2 separate regions of the Homo sapiens genome follow, and region 1 is linked to region 2. Evidence: chromatin loops called from intact Hi-C (ENCODE). Cell type or tissue: Panc1. All regions are shown on one strand. Links, peaks and the distances in the headings refer to the core of each region. The heading gives the core; the rest is flanking DNA.

Region 1 (8,893 bases), core at 1,645-5,644, 53 kb before region 2:
GACTTCTTAGAAGCTAAAGCATTAGACAGAAATGTCTTACTCAGCCATAGAGTAAGTTAATAGAACTGGAGTCAGAACATCATTCTGATTTATAATAGTATTTTTGCTTATACTTAATATCAAACAAGCAAGTGTAGAGTCCTCATGTATCAAAACTCTTGTTCTAGACTTCCTTAAAGAAAGGGAAATAACAAAGCTCTTTTTATGTTAGACAAAGAAGGGTGTTTAAATATTCCACTGGAAATTATTATATGTAAAATTATAAATTCATTTAGGTTAGTTATTTTCACAATATAAATGCTCAAACATAAAGGTGTAGCATTATGGATTTCAAGTAATCTTTACAATTACATGCAAAAAGAAAGAAGAAAGAGAAAGAAAGAAACGAAAAGAGAAAAGGAAAGAAAGAAAGAGAGAGAGAAAGGAAGGAAGGAAGGAGAGAAAGAGAAAGAGAGAGAAAGAGAGAGGGAGAGAGGGAGGGAGGGAAAGAAGGAAGGAAGGAGGGAAGGAAGGAAGGAAGGAGGGAAGGAAGGAAGGAAGGAAAGAAGGAAGGAAGGAAGAGAAGGAGGGAGGGAGGGAAGGAAGGGAAGGAAGGAGAAAGAGAGAAAGAAAGCCAACAAATAAATGCTTGAATAATATAGACACAAAAGCAGTACTCAGCTTGGTAAGCCATACGTCATTCTCTTTGTGACCCTTTGCTTGCATCCTGGTTTAGAGACTTGTTCCATCCCTGCAGGTTTGAACCGCTTCCAAAATAAGTAACATTTTCATATGGAAGGATCCCAACAATTCATTAACTCAAAAGTCCAACTAAGTAACATAACCAAACAGAGAGTATTGCATATTTTTTTTTACCATCAACTATGACTCCATTAAAAAAAAAAGAGTGAGAAAGAGGGAGGGGAAGACTTTCAGCTTGTATACATTATTCTTGAAGTTTACATAGAGAGGGCTCTGGATTTTATATGAATTATTACTAGGACTACTTAAGGCTGGCTGAAGTAGAGAATGTTCACTTGTAGTCAAACTGACAGTTACTATGTCGTTTCGAATAATTTGTTTAGAAACCGTGGGTCCTTAAACCATATTGTACAAATGTCAAACACATTCATTATTATAATGTCTACACTGAACAGGCTTCTAATGCATCACTTGTAAATGAATGATAAATAGATATAAATGTCTATTCACAGTTGGCCACCTTTCCGAAGGACTATTAAAGTTCTTCTTTTATATACTTTCTCTGACTCAGGAGATAGAGTAGGATGTTAAGGGCTGGGGCAGGAAAATGCAGCTCCCTTAATTTAAACTATGAGAAATCTACATACAATCACTTCTGGCCTTTTGGCTAAGATCAAGTGAAAAATCTGCATACAGAATAGACAATAGACTCTTTTCTGCTCCATTTCTCAAACATATTTTTCCCCATTCGAACTGAACAACAAGGAAACAACAAACCCCAAGTTCCAAATTTAAATGCAAACATTTTAGATTAACCAGTTAACATTAATCCAAATTTTACTCATCCGTCTTGTACTAGTTCAAAACCATGAACAACATGTAGTTGTTTTCCTCTCTCTGTATTTCTACCATATGTGATCTGTCTCATTATTTTGGACATTTAAAATTTTCTAACTTTCCTTGTAACTGTATTATGCCTTGTCTCCCTAACTAAGATTAGAGCAATGACAAGATCTGAGTTTTATATTCTATTACAATATGCTTAGTGCTAATAATAGATACTCAATGGATTTTTGTTGAACTAAATGAAAAAGAAATGCTGGCTCAAGTAGAAGGGCAAAAGAAAAAAATATTCAAAGTGTAGTCACTTATAAAGTATCCCAAGTTTTATTTCTATAATGCATATAAGTTGTTTCGGCTGCAGAGACTGACAAAACCAAACCAATAAAAGTGGCATTATTTTATGTATAATTACACTAAGATATATATTAAATGATGCTTAAGTCATATTTAGTTATTTGATTTTTTAAAAAATATGTTTTCTGTACATTAACTATTTAGTGAATAATGCTAAATACTATGACTATAGAATAACATATTATGTAAGTCTTTGAACCAAGTTATAAGACACTCTTTCTTATCAATGTCACACCCCTAAAACAGTCAAAATACTAAAGGGAGAAAACTTATATGTTTTCAACATAATTAAAGAGATTTGCAGCAGACCAGATTTCATGAAGTTTATATTAAATCATGAATCGAGAAAACTTTTGCAGAGGCAAATAAACTCTTGTACAAGCAAAATAATTATTTATGAGGATTAGCAGATTTTTCAATTTTTACTACACAAGATGAAAAAAATACTGGAAACAAATACTTTCCAAGGCTATCTACTGAAAGAAAAATAAATTCTTCCAGATAATTTTCTTGTAGAACTAGCTAATCTTTGTAAGTCTTTCCAAATAGGCAATATATATACCTCTTTTTGTTTGGCTGAGAAAACTTTTATGTTTCCCTTGGGTTACCTTTGTTAAATTGAAAAAGAAAAAATCAGTCTTCTAAGTCAATTAATTTTTAAAGAAAGTTTGTTTTCTGTTCCCTCTGTAAGTGTAGTATTCAAAGTGTTTCGTTCCTAAATATTCCTTCAACTTGAGGTGACTGATATCAGCAACTTATAGTTACCCTCCTTTCCTTGCAAGTTTGAGAGTTGAAACTAATATATTTCTGGCCAACGAGATGAAAGAGAGGGTTTTGCAAAGTTTTTTTGCTCCTAAAAAAGAGATATAAGTGATGATCTATTGTTCCATTTGTATTTCTTTGTCTGGATGTGACCCATGAAGACTGTGGCAGCCATCTTGCTACCAACCTAAAGATAATGCCAATCCCAAGAGTGGCCGACAGAGAAAGAACCGGGTCCTCGATAACATCATTAAGCAGATGATATTTTCATCTTTGTAGTCACTCAAACTCTGAACATATTCATATTATATAACAAATTTTCTTATTTTTAAGCCAAATTCAGGTGTCTTTTATTCTGTTAGCTATCTATTCCACGCTAATTGATAAAAGTAATATAGTGGTTTCTTACTCAAAAAAGGAAAACTAACAAAATCACAAATTCAAAATTTAAAGAAACACACTACTTAGTGTATTTTATGTATCAGACATTGTGCAATGCACTAAAAGAGAATCAGAAGTGCATAAAAATCATCCCCTTATTCAAGGAATGTATAATGTGGATGAAGGCATACTGACACAAATGAATACTGACAACACTATCAGCTAGGACATCTGACATTGGCATAAATATATAAAATGCTCCTGTAAACGTGAAGAACACTTAAATTTCCCGAGGGTGAGGTGAAGCCTTGGAGAGCAAAAGGTGAAAAAAATATAATTCGATAAAGCCTTTCAAGAATGAAGAGCAGTGAAATGAGCAAGAAAGTGAAATCCAGGAAGTTTTAGAAAAGACACAGAACTTGATAGTAAATTATCTATTTTATGAAGAATAAACAGGGTGCTTTGAGTAAAGGAGAAAGAGAGGGTGGGGAGAGAGAAGCAGAAAATAGAGTGCATGTGAGAGAACAATGAATAGTTAACAGTGAGACTGGAAACAGGGTTGCAATGGGCTAGGAAGAGCCTTAGAAGTCAATACTAAGAAGCCTGGAGTTTATTCAAGTTCCTAAGAAAAACTGCCAGAGTTGTACAAGTGAGTGAGATACATTCAGACTTTTAATTTTGTGACGATAACTCTTACCGTTGTGGTGAACAGATTAGATAGGAGAAAAGGATAAACTAAGTTAAAAATGGTATTATCACTCACACTAGAAAAATATATTGAAATATTTGCCACATTATCAGCTTGGCCTGTCAGCTGAGGCTTTTGCTGGGGCTACGTCACAGCTCAATTCTCCCTTTGCCTAATACTGCTTCCTAGCTTTCCTCCCACTGGGCTGATTCCAAGAACACTCACTTATGAGCTAATCTTCATCTCAGAGTTGGCTTCTGGAGAAACTGAACCTACAACAAAAGTGTCATAACTGGTAAATACAGTTCTTGATCCATGTCCTTCTCTTACAATGTGATCACTTCTGGTTCTGATTGTTCCATTTTGATCTAGTGTTGGGGGAATGGACTGTCAAATCAATGGGCATCATCTTTCCAGACCCCGTCCCAGAGAAGGAGTCCACGAGTATTCCCTAGCCGAAGAGAGGCCTTACGGACCAACTTTGGAATCGTTAAGCTTCGGGATAGTTAAGTTGTGAGGTGTCACATCCTTGCAATGTGTGCTTATACTTGCTTTTAAGTCTAAGTCCCTATAGAAATAGTCCTTCCTCTCAAAAAAATTTTCAAAAAAGACAAAAGGTCATAATATCATCCATCTTCTTTTAATACCAGAGAATTTAAAAAACAAAGAAATAAAAAACAACTCAGTCTACTTAATTTTTATTTTCTAGATAGTGGAAATGTTCCCCAAAAATCTAATTAATTTTGACTTTCTTCCTCTGCAATCATTTATTTGTCAAATATTTACTAATTATATACCTGCGCTATTCACTCTAGTAGACTCAAAATCTAGTCTAAACAAGAGTAAAGATAGTAAAAAGATATTATTAAATGATTATTACAAAATGAATTTTGTGAAGGATTTTGCTATAATTTCTGGTGATTCTGCACTAAATGCCCATGGCAAATATGAATGATAATGGCCTTTTTTTCAGTAGGCACAGCCTTGTTTGTACAAAACCTCCAAGTTCACATATATTGCAAATTTTGCTAACTTCAATTGAGTATTTTCTACAGATTTTTTTTTTAACTTTCCAAGGGAAAAAAAAATCCCAACCAGTCACTGATAACTCAATTATATGTTGTAGATTGCTTTAACCCTAAAGAGTACAAAGGACAGCCTTCAGCCCCTCAGAGTCCCAACATGTGTGGTTTCCTCCGCAAAAGAGTTTGGATCTTTGCCGAGGGGCACTGAGCCAATGAAAACCAAGTGGGTCTAAACCTAAAGTACTGCATTTTGACACTTATGTGCTACTGTGGAGTATCTTTAGCAATAGAGTGATTTATATAAATTGGAATGGTGGATACCTATATAACATAAATTATTACCTTTGCATACATAATCCCCTTATGAATTATACATTTTATAGAGATATAAAGAAATATCAGTTATGTAGATAACATCTAATTTCATAATGTATTCAAACAACTTTATTTTAATAATATCATAAGATAAATTGATACTTCATAAACATTTACTTTTTAAAATATTAGCACATTTCATGCATGGAACATCGCCAAAGAGAGATTTGCTTAAAATAGTCACAGCAGGAAGTTATAAGAATTTATTTTAAGCAATGATCTAATACACTCAGTTCAGATAAAGGGAATTTTTCTTCCAATCCCTGAAGGCAGAGAACAGAACAAGAACAAATTCCCTTAAAAGTATGAATTGCTTTTTGCTAGTATGGTAAAACTGAGACATATTTGGAAAAAATGCCTTTTAAGCTATGCAGCATCTCTTAAAGCAAAATTGCAAAGTTAGCTAAGATTTTTTTCCTTGGCCACTTTCATAAAACACGTCATCCCCTGCTAAGATATTTACTGAAAATTAAGATGTTACTTGATGCCATCAATTGGCTCGTACTAGGAGTATGAGTATTTTTAAAAGAAATTCCTGAAGAAAAAAATACAGCCTTAAGAAAAAAATGGAATGGAGCTATAATTTTAGATTAGAATGGAGGACAAACTTTCAAATTCTAGTACATAATCAACTGCTTATTTTATTTTATGTTAAACAATATCCAGGCTACCAGATACTTTAATTTTTTTAAAGATAATCATATGAGGTTTTTAGTGTGTTTGGATTAACAGAAGTCAAAAACAATTGCTAGCAGTATTTTAGCCCTCATTTTTTCATCCAAAAACACAGATTACATGAAATGTATGTGTATACATTTGCAGAAATAATTTCTTTATTAAGTATGAGCCTTTATAAGAAATAACTCCTTTTCCTTTGGTAGGCCTTAAAAATGTGTGAAAGAATTACTTAAAAGTTAATTGACTAAAAACCAAATATCATTGTTCTATTTCAGAAGTGAAGTAATATTACTACATATGAAGATAAATATTTTGTGTAGACTAAAGCCCTGAGAACAAATAATTCTAAAATAATTGAACAACTGATATTTGGCTATTAAATCTCACAATTAGAGGGTTAAAGTGGTCATTGTAGATTAATACTGTATGTAGCTTCAAAGTCCAAAGTCCTAGGATGGCCTATAAATAATTCTCTTTGAAGAAGAAGAACTCAATATTGGTAACTATTGGATTTAAACCGTGCAACTGCTCCTAATCTTTTTTTTCAATACTTCTGACAAAGATGGGTTAAAAAGACAATAGAAGATGTTTCAAAGATGCAGAAGAGATCTGATATTATGTAATCTTATCAGCCACTCGATCTCTGCCAGTCTTAGCATCTATCTCTGCTTGCATAGATATTGATATTTGCTAAAGTACTAGTTAATAGACAATGTCTAAAGTGTGGCACCCTTTCCTCCGGGTTTCACACTGGTGGTTGAAAATGTAGGACATAGTAGTAATTGCCTTAAGAATTTTAAAGTACTAGTGTATGTTTCTTTGTCATGGTGAGATTGTCTTAATGAACCCATAGTTGGGGAATTATTTATCTTTACTTGCTGAGAGTGATTGACTTGTAGGAGAAACCTGTTCAGATGTGAAATGAGAGTTTGGAAAAAGCAGTATGGTGTTTGTTATTATAGCCACATTATCATTTGAAAGTATGCTTATTTGTGAACTGAAAGTTAATAAAATTTAATTTTACAACTATTGTTAGGATATAAATATTCATTCTTGATGTATAACTAATTTGTCATTTCTTCAGTCTCAAACTTTCCATTTCTATTATATGGCCTAGTGTATATTAACTAATTTTTTATGTTTTCATTTATATTTTCAAAGCTTTTATTATATTTATTCACTCTAAATAAAGAACATGCATATGTACTTAAATCCATAAAAATCCAGAATGTGTATCAGAGGCAATATATTCTTTATGCTGCTTTTTGACATGTATGTGATGCACTGCATTTGACACTGTGTCCCTTAAAACAAAGCAAAACAAAACGGGAGAAGAAGAGAGATGAAAATAAATGAATTTAACCAAATGTATATATAAATATACTGACCTTCTTAAAATTTTTGTTTAAGTCAACCAGACTGAGTAGAAAGATGTGGTCTTTGGCTCCCAAGAGCAGCCTGCCTCTTTCCTCATCTAAGAGAAGAGTTTGAAAATCCAGTCCTTCTGATGAACCCAAAAAGGGAATACAGCTATTTGAAAGCAGCAAGTCTATGGAAAGCAAAAAAAGAAAAGAAAGGAGAAAGAAAAAAGAAAGAAAGAAAGAGAAAGAAAGGAGAGAAAGAAGAAAGAAAAAGAAAGGAAAGAGAGAAAAGGAAAGAAAAAGAAAGAAAGAAAAAAGAAAGAAAGAAAGAGAAAGAAAGAAAGAATTAGTAATAGGCAAAATATTTACTTGCCTAAATATACATATTGTCCCACTTTGTAAATGAATACATACAGCATAAAAGGGCCAATATAGCTATATGTAATTACAGTTTTCAACGTAATTATTTAGAAATAGATGTAATATATTATATTTGTACCTTAACACAATATTTATGTGTGAAAAACACACAGTATTAAAATGAATAAAAAACATGTAAATATACAAAAAATTAAATACGAAATATTTTACAACCCTGTGTTCACATTCTTAAATTATCATTTAAAGCATCTATATATATTAATATTTGCAAATCTATAAAATTAATTAATGTATACAAAGTAAACATCAAATCAAGTGTATCATAAATCTCTTAGCATTTTTTTCTACTTTTTAAAAAATACACTTTTTTTGGAGCGGTTTTAGGCTTATAGCAAAACTGAGAGGGAGATACAGAAATTTCCTGTATACTTCTTGCCCCACACATTCATAGCTTCTCCCATCATCAGCATCCCCCACCTCAGTGTTATAATTATTACAATCAATAAACCTACACTGGCACATATTAATCTTCCAAACTTTATAGTTTAGGGTTTAATTTTGGTGTTGTATATTTTATATATTTCAACAAAGGAATGATGACAAGTATCAACCATTGTAGTATCATATAGACTACTTCCACTGCCTTAAAAATTGTCTGTGCTCCACCTATTCATCCTTCTCCCCCACCCCTCCCCGTGGCAATCACTAATTTTTTTACTGTCTCCAAAGTTTAGCTTGTTATAGGATGTCACATAGTTTAAACCATACATATGTTGCCTTTGCAGATTGGCTTCTTTCACTTAGTAATATGCATTTAAGTTTGCTCCATGTTTTCATGGCTTGATAGCTCATCCTTTATTAGTGCTAATATTTTGTTGTCTGGATGTACCACAGTTTATTTAAATTTTCACCTACTGAAGGACATCTTCGTTGTTTCCAAGTTTTGGCAAGTATGAATAAAGCAGCCATAAACACCTGTGTGGAGGTTTTTGTGTGGACATAGTGATATGGTTTGGCTGTGTCCCCACCCAAATCTTATCTTGAACTGTAGCTTCCATGATTCCCAAATGTTGTGGGAGGGACCCGGTGGGAGATCATTGAATCATGGGGGTGGTTTCCCCATACTGTTCTCATGGTAGTGAATAAGTCTCATGAGAGCTGATGGTTTTATAAGGGGAAACCCCTTTCACTTGGCTCTCATTCTCTCTTGTCTGCCACCATGTAAGACAGGACTTTTGCCCTCTGCCATGATTGCGAGGCCTCAGCCATGTGGAACTGTGAGTCCATTATACTTCATTTTCTTTATAAATTACCTAATCTCAGGTATGTCTTTATCAGCAGTGTCAAAATGGACTAATACACAT
Region 2 (8,893 bases), core at 2,684-6,683:
ATAACCTTATTTAAAACTCAATAATAAAATCTTTCTAAAGATGTCATAATTTATTTATAAAAGACACAGATTACATCAGGGAAATAAGGCATCTAGCTCACGGTTGTCCTATTTTTATTTAATCATTCTCCATGGTAATATGGTATTTTCCCCAATTTGCATTGGATATGGATCTCAAGAGCAGAACGTAGACAAGTTTTAGGAAGAAGAATAAAGGCTTTGGATATTTGTTTTATTTCAGAGAGTCCAGAAAGAGATTCTTTAGAAGAAAGCAAAGAAGGATGGCATTTTTTTTTTTTTTTTTTTAGTGTCTAAAAACCCCATCAATGTTTTCTTTAATTTTATGGCTCCTCTTGCTTTTACACTAGAAAGATTCCCAGACTAACCACATGATGTGAATGGAATAACCTTTTCTCTCTTCGGCTGGGTGATGGTTTCTCAAAATAAATACAACCCATCTTATACTTTTTCTTTTCTGAATATGTCTTTCTTGAGCCATATCCATGAGTTGAAAAGACTTTCTCTGGGAATCCCAAATGCTGAGACAATGCCATCTTAGTTAGGAAAAGTAATGCCAAGAGCAATTCTACCTTAGACAACTTACTAAACTTTTTTATCTTTTCAATAAATATGGCTTTCATATGTTTACTCATAATGCAATAATTATTTCTAATAAGACAAACTTACAATTAGTTATTCACAATAATGACAATGAGTACCTATCACATAGCTATCATGGTACAACACACAATTAGGTATGAAACTGATATGACATGGTACCTGCATATAAAATCAGGTCATATGAGAAAAGTGATTAGCAGAATGTCTAACATATATGCACTAAAGTAAATGTTAATACTTTTATTATAATTCCAGTGATTTCAAAGTGATTAAAAATAAGAATAGCATAAAAATATACAGTCATGCTTTAACAATGAGAATATGTTCTGATAAATTTGTCATTAGGTGATTTCATCATTGTTCGAACATCATAGAGGGAACTTAAACAAACCTAGATGGTACAGCCTACTACACATCTAGACTATAGGGTATAGCCCATTGCTCCCAGGCAACAAATCTGTACAGCATGTTACTGTACTGAACACTATAACCAATTGTTACACAATGGGAAGTATTTATGTATTTAAACTTATCTAAACATAGAAGAGATACAACAAAAATAAAATATTATAATCTTAGGGGAACACCATCCTATGTGTAGTCTGTGAGTTGATGGAAAAGTTGTTATGCAGCACATGACTGTAATATATAGTAATATAATCCAGTTGTATAATATCGTCTAGTGCTCTCTAGTAAAAATATAATATGAGACATGTAATTTTTTTTTTTTTGAGATGGAGTCTTGCTCTATCACCCAGGCTGTAGTGCAGTAGCATGGTCTTGGCTCACTGCAATCTCTGCCTCCTGGGTTCAAGCTTCAGCCTCCCGAGTAGCTGGGACCACAGGCATGCGCCACCACACCTGGCGAATTTTTGTATTTTTAGTAGAGACGGGGTTTCACCATGTTGGCCAGGCTGGTCTCAAATGCCTGACCTCAAGTGATCCGCTCACCTCTGCCTCCCAAAGTACTGGGATTACAGGCATGAGGCACCGAGCCTGGCCCGAGACTTGTAATTTTAAATTTTCTTACAGTTATATATGAAAGTAAAAAGTAACAGATAAAACCAATTCTTATATATTTAATCCAATATATAATCATTTTAACATGTATACAATATAAAATTATTAATCAAAAAACCATTTTCATGCTAAGTCTTCAGATTCAGGTGTGCATTTTACATTTTCAGTTTTTCTCTATGTGGATGCTGAATTTTATTAGCAATAAAAATTGGTTTGTATTCTGATTTCATAAAATTTACAACTAAAAGAGGAGATTGAATTTACTCAAGTTGTTTCAAACAAATGTAAAAGTTTTCTGATAACTGAATCGAGTATCATTTATTAAATTTAAATTAATTAAATTAAATAACATAAAAGTTGAATTTAAAGCTAGCTTTGAAACTAAAGCAAGATGTAAATACCCACACACTTCATCCTCTTCCCCAGAGGTAGAAAATATATTTTATGTGAGATAGAGGGGAAAGATTCTCAGAATAGAGATATATTTTTTGCCTTATGCTTCATGTAATAGAAAAATGAACACAATTCTCACAACCATCAGGATTTCCGTGAGGATCTTTATCAGGGTTTCTAAGAATTTATACACATATATACATTTTTTCCTTTGGGAACTGGCCTGCAATATCCAACATTTAAGTCAGCCTGGAGCCCAAAATTAAAGCTGTGTTTGTTCTTATTTGTTCTCTTCCCCTTGCCTCTAGTATGATATGTCTGAATGGTGTAAAGCAAATAATAATATTTCATAGAATTTGATTAGGATTTATTATATATTCCTACTTTAATCCCAGCCCAATGATTAACATTTCAAAGATAGAGAAATTGTCATCATAAATTAATCTGGCTTTGGTGTCCACTGTATTTATCTAAGGAGAACAGATAAGTTTCAGAGAGAAATCCTGGAGCAGCTGGATGATATACACAATTCTAGCTTGGCTTTATTTGTGTTTGGTTTGGTTTAATTTTATTTGTTTATAAAGCACGGAGGAAAAATAAAATACTTGAAACCTCATTAGGAATGTTTCAAGGGCTCTGAATTATGAATAGAAATGAGAGCATCACAAAAATCTAATTCCAAATTTTTAAACTCTTTCTGGAATGATGCCATTCAAGTATGGGAATCATGTTGACAGTGTTTTTTTAACCCTTATTTTATGCCAGTCTGGCATAATACATGTCACAAAAGATGTGTTAAATTTATTATGTAAAACCAAAAAAAAAATGCGTGAATGAAAAAGTGAAGTCAAATATAAAGTGTAAGGTGACATACATATGATGGTCTGAACAATATATCAAAAAGCCTTTAATGTTTTATTGGTTTGGGGGGGATAGATAAAAGTACAATATTTAAATCAAATAATTATATAAGAAGCAGAAGCTGGCATATTTTTATGCTATCATTGTTAGTTATTTTTAGTTATTTGGTATTTAAGTACTATATAATAAATGGGGAAATGCCATTCTAAAAGCTATGTTGCTGGAATCTTGGAAGACTAAATCTACAACTCATAGATAAGAACTCCCATTAAAGGAACAGGAAATTATCAGGAATCACATCTTGTCACCAAGCAAGATGATAGAGTATGTTTAATAATACAAAAAGCCAAAAAAAAATCTGGTGGAAAGAAGGATCTTTATTGCAGAGAAATTATAAGGCATTTGCAAAGAGAAGTGATTTCTTATTCTCAAATACAAAAGTTTGAGATTAAAAACACACTGTCATCCCTCAAGATTCGTGGGATATTGATTCCAAGATCCTTCTTGGATACCAAAATCTGCTGATACTCAAGTCTCCTATATAATGTGATGTTGTATTTGCATATAACCTACTCACCTCTTCCCCTATACATTTTTTTCTTCTATAAACTTTAAATCATATCCAGATTACTTATAAAACCTAACACAATGCCTACACATAATTTCATTCCCTTGGATTCAGCATACAAATTAGTGGGCAGCAAATTTAAGTTTTGCTTTGTGAAACTTCAGATATTTTTTTTCCCAGATATTTTTGATCTATAGTTGGTTGAGTCCACAGGTGTGGAGCTCACGGATACAGAGGGCTAATTGTACATACAAAGAAAAACCAATTGGTATAAATAGATAATTCAATCTTTCTTATCCAATCGACTTTATATTTGTATGACATCTTACAGTTCTTTAATGAGATATATACACATATGTATACATATATGTATTTTTACACATACATACAATCACATTTCACTTTTACTAGTAAAAATCCTTAGCCAGGAGTGGCGTCTCACATGTGTAATCTCAGCACTTTGGGAGGCTGAGGCGGGTAGATTACTTGAAGTCAGGAGTTCCAGAGCAGCCTGGCCAACATGGTGAAACCCCATCTCTACTAAAAATACAAAAATTAGCTGGGTGTGGTGGCAGGACCTGTAACCCCAGCTACTCGGGAGGCTGAGGAAGGGGAATCCCTTGAACCTGGGAGGCGGAGGTTGCATTGAGCCAAGATTGGGCCACTGCACTCCAGCCTGGGTGACAGAGTGAGACTCCATCTAAAAAAAAATATATATATATATTTTTTACTTAACAATTCTGCATTTAAGATATGCAATTGTATTGGTAAAAAGAAATAAGTCATATTTTCGAAAGAAAATAAAAACTAGCCTAATAGCAGGTATCACAGATAAAAGAAATGGAGAAATAAGACACAAGCACCAGTCTTCCGTTTACAAATATATCTTTCAGGAAAAATGTACAATAAAATCTCCAGATATGTTTTGATGATGACAAAGCAGAAGACTCCAGTGAATGGATGCAGGCTACAAAAGGATGCTGCAGATTTGTGGGGATACTCAAAGGAGTAGCAAATTTAATATGAACAATTCAAGGGAGTAGCTTCAGGAATAGAAAGTCTAAAAGAAAGAATGTTGGTACAGCAATTAGGAGGAAGTAAGTGAACCGGAAAAACATAGTTCATTCCTCCAGAGAATGGGCTCATCTTTCCGTATACCACAGTATCAACATGAGATGGTCACAGTTCTAGTCACAGAAGTGGAATTTTCTGTCCATCTTTCTTTCTTTTCTTTTTCTTTTCTTTTTTTTTTTTTTTTTTTTTTTTTTTGAGACGGAGTTTTCCTCTTGTTGCCCAGGCTGGAGTGCAATGGCACAATCTTGGCTCACCGCAACCTCTGCCTCCCGGGTTCAAGTGTTGCTCTTGTCTCAGCCTCCTGAGTAGCTGGCATTACAAGCATGCACCACCATGCCCGGCTAATTTTGTATTTTTAGTAGAGACAGGTTTTCGCCATGTGGGCCAGGCAGGTCTCAAATGCCTGACCTCAAGTGATCTGCCCACCTGTTGGTCAGGCTGGTCTCAAAAACCAACCTCAGGTGATTCACCCACCTCAGCCTCCCAAAGTGCTGGGATTACAGGCTTGAGCCACCATGCCTGGCCTCTGTCAGTCTTTCTAATAATCCCTGTTTCTAACTATCTGTAAATATATCTATCTGTAGATGTGCTGTTAGCAACCTGGTTAAAAAGCAATTTAATACCAGTAATGCAAAATACAATGCCTTGATCAATTTAGAAGCAAAATCTTGTATCTATAAATATATTTTTCTGATATTTAGATAACAGAATTTCATGAAAATCTTAAGAATCAATTTTTTCAAGTACCTTATTATTTAAATATTATTTATTTATCCTAATGCTTTAGTGTCATTGATATTGTTTCACTTACCTATATATCTGCTAATTTATTGTTTTCTGATCTTGTAGTTATATATGAAATAACCAGGCTCAGTCCTGGATATACAACATAGGAGAAGTACCCTTCCTATTATTTCCTAACAGCCTAATTCATTTGACCAACTCCCTGCCTCATCTCCCTATCAATTTTCAGCAGTCTTTCAACTGGGAGTGCACCCTGTCCCTAACATGCCAGCCCACTCCACACTAGCTTTGGGTTTTATTCTCTCAAACACCCACTGCCTAGTAGGTGTAAACAATTTCAACCAATGAACAAAAGTTAATCAAATTATCTCTTCTATGGTCAGAGATCACAATGACAATCTATTTAAAGGTATGGAAACTTGATCAGCAAAGTAGGTTCTAGGAAATGAAGATTAAAAATAAACATGGAAAAAATGAATAAGTAAAAATTTGAATTTAAAATCACAAGTGTCAGAAACAGCTACTAAGTATCACTATTAATGATGATCATTAATTAACCCTCCCTGAGATCTGTGAGAATTCTCTGTCATCATATCTTGTTTTCCTTTTCACTTACAAAACAACTTATATTTTTTACTATTCATCTTAATATGACTTGTTTTAGTGTTCTGTTTTGAGCTTTCAGTGTGGACACTGATGGCACTCACAGTTTACTAAGCAGGAAATGGTTAACATCATCTAGTTCAAGGACTCTCATATTTGAGTTCTTCTAATAATCCAGATAAGATTTCTACTAACGTCCTTAGCTGAGAGTAAATACACATTTCTATAAGATACTTGTTTTTAAAAGGAAACAATGTTTATATAGTTAACTGGGTTACTGAAACACAAAAATGAGATAAAACGAAAAATTAGTTCAAACCTCCTTCCTTGGAGCACCCCCAGGTTTCTTTGCAGTTAGGGTAGACTCATGAGAAGATATAGTTATCTTCTCAGTACAATACATCTCACAGGAACTGTTAAAACAAGTAGCTCTTCTGAATATAGTTAGAAACTTTGAAAAAAATTAGTTAAATCAGTCGCGGTAACATCAGATAATGTCTCTAATTATATATGTGCGGTGTGTACATGTGTGTGTGCATGTATGTGTGTGTGTGTAGATTTTTTTTGTTGTGGGTAACAGTGCTATATAAACATTTATATTGCTTAGTATTTGAGAAACTTTCAGGTGATTTTAAGCTTTTAAACAGGTTAAGCTTTTAACTTAGTTAAATTTTTTTAGAACTTTAGAAACTTTTTAAAATAATATTTTATTTTTCTAACATTTACAATAAAATAAATGAACAGGAAACACAAAATGAAACCATTTGCACAATAAAAGGTATTAACAGGAAACACAAAATAACACCAAATCTTAAAATGTTATGTCAAAATTTAAAATGTCTTAATAAACAGTGATAATATTATTTTCTTAAAAATACAAAAGTAACACTTGGCCAGGCGTGGTGGCTCATGCCTGTAATCTCAGCACTTTGGGAGGCCAAGGCAGGTGGATCACCTGATGTCAGGAGTTCAAGACCAGCCTGGACAACATGGCGAAACCCTGCCTCCCCAAATAAATAAGTAAAAATACAAAAAGTTAGCCAGGCATGGTGGCACGTGCCTGTAATCTCAGCTACTTGGGAGGCTGAGACAGGATTGCTTGAACCCAGGAGGTTGCAGTGAGCCAAGATCGTGTCACTGCGTTCCAGCCTGGATGACAGAGCAAGACTCTGTCTCAAAAAATAAATAAACAGCAAAAAATGAAAACAAACAAACAAACAAAAACCAAAAGTAACACTTGCCTCAAACAATGATGATGGTCTCATTTATCATCACTGTAAGTGCTAACATCAAATTTTCAGTCACAGACTTTGTGATATTATAAATCGTAGGGAATATTTGCCATAATGGACTGAGAAAAATCAGAAAACAATGACATTAAAGAAGATACTGAGCTTTTATAGTAGACTTACAGTGCTTCCATTCACTTCCACCATGTCAGAGGCTATTGGACTTCTCAATTAAGATTCAGGGGCTACGATTAACATTAGCATCTAATAGTCTAACACTGTGATTCCAAAACTATGTGCAAGACACTCTGGAGTAATACAGTGAACTCATCAGGAATGCTGTAAGATATTTTAAAATTTCAAGATAAACACAACAATACTCACTATTTATCAGACACTGTATTAACCACTAGTCAAGCTATTTCTTAATTTTAACATTCAAGGGGGTTACATTCAAGGGGTCATAGCCATGTGAAGTTGGGTTCTTAGTAAAGCAAGTATCCCCAAAAGTCCTCATGGAACAGGTACTAAGGATCTCAGTGTTCAATCTGATTCCAAGGTTTGAGAAGTTGTACGGTGCCCAACACATACGCACTCACCATTAGTAAGTAATTCATATGTAATTTAAGAATATTTAAATTTAAAACATGTAAAACTTTTTTTTGTTTTAATTTATGTTGTCAGGACATAAATACTTATTTAGTTGTTTGGCCTTAACTGTAATAGTCAGAATTCTTGGTATTTGTTTGTTGGCCTAGAGGTGTGATGAAAAAAATTTTGAGCTGTTACGGTACTAAGAACTGAAAATCTTGGAAAGATATTTCTGTTCTAAATACTTTTCTAGAAATATATATATATATATATATATTATATATATATACACACACACATATATTTACAGGGATATATATATATACACACACACACATATATTTACAGGGATATATATATACACACACACATATATTTACAGGGATATATATATATACACACACACACACACATATATTTACAGGGATATATATATTATATATATAGAATATATATATATTCTGTAAATAGAATCACTTCCCAAATCAAACCTGAAACCTGAAGGAGAATTTGTGTATGCAATGTACTAATCAATTTACTGCTTACATCTTAATGTTCATTTTAACTCCTTTACTCTTCAGTATCTTCTAGCTTTTGCTACATTTATACCTAGAAGATTATAGTCATCGCAGCTTTTCTATATTTCAGTTCTCTGAGTTTATGTATAAAGTAATGAAGTAGGTAAGACCTGGCATAACAATGCCCTTATTGTGGTGCCACAATTAAGCCACACTGGAAAGGATCCAAAGATGACTTTCTTTACATTGAATTCCCTCTGTGGTGAATGGTGAATGGTGTTATTTTGTGTTTCCTGTTAATTCCTTTTATTGTAAATGTTAGACAAACAAAATAATATTTTAAAACAATGTTTCTAAAGTTCTAAAGCAATTTAACTCAGTTAAAAGCTTAACCTATTTAAAAGCTTAATATCACCTGAAAGTTTCTCAAATACTAAGCAATATAAATTTTAAACAGCACTGTTACCTACAATAAAAAAAATCCACACACACACACACACACACACACCGCACATATATAATTAGAGACGTTATCTGATATTACTGAGACTGAAAGTCTAGTAAAACTATGTAAAAAAAATTGCTGCAAAAACCCTATGTAAACCTGAATAGAGAAAGTGTTGTCAACCCAAGAAAATGGTCCATTTTCTCATTCCTTAATTTGGGCTTGT

The links. Hi-C counts contacts between places; a loop is a spot of excess contacts. Peaks named below come from ENCODE experiments on the same cell type or tissue, not always from the same donor. Only the 100,000 strongest peaks of a DNase experiment are listed, where the experiment ranks them.
Region 1: it touches region 2 in a loop (6-fold over the local background); 3 of 110 quality-filtered maps call a loop at or near these places.

Annotation. Positions count from the first base shown.
Region 1 is chr7:85,090,630-85,099,522 of GRCh38, forward strand. SEMA3D (semaphorin 3D) reads right to left here. Exons shown (of 19, transcript NM_001384900.1): 4 at 7,176-7,336. Among named protein-coding and RNA genes, the nearest start is that of SEMA3D, 92 kb to the right of the region's middle. In Panc1, for the core only: no CTCF peak of the experiment used is centred there; a DNase peak (open chromatin) is centred at 3,951.
Region 2 is chr7:85,142,388-85,151,280 of GRCh38, forward strand. All of the region lies in intron 2 of SEMA3D (semaphorin 3D), which reads right to left. Among named protein-coding and RNA genes, the nearest start is that of SEMA3D, 40 kb to the right of the region's middle. In Panc1, for the core only: no CTCF peak of the experiment used is centred there; no DNase peak of the experiment used is centred there.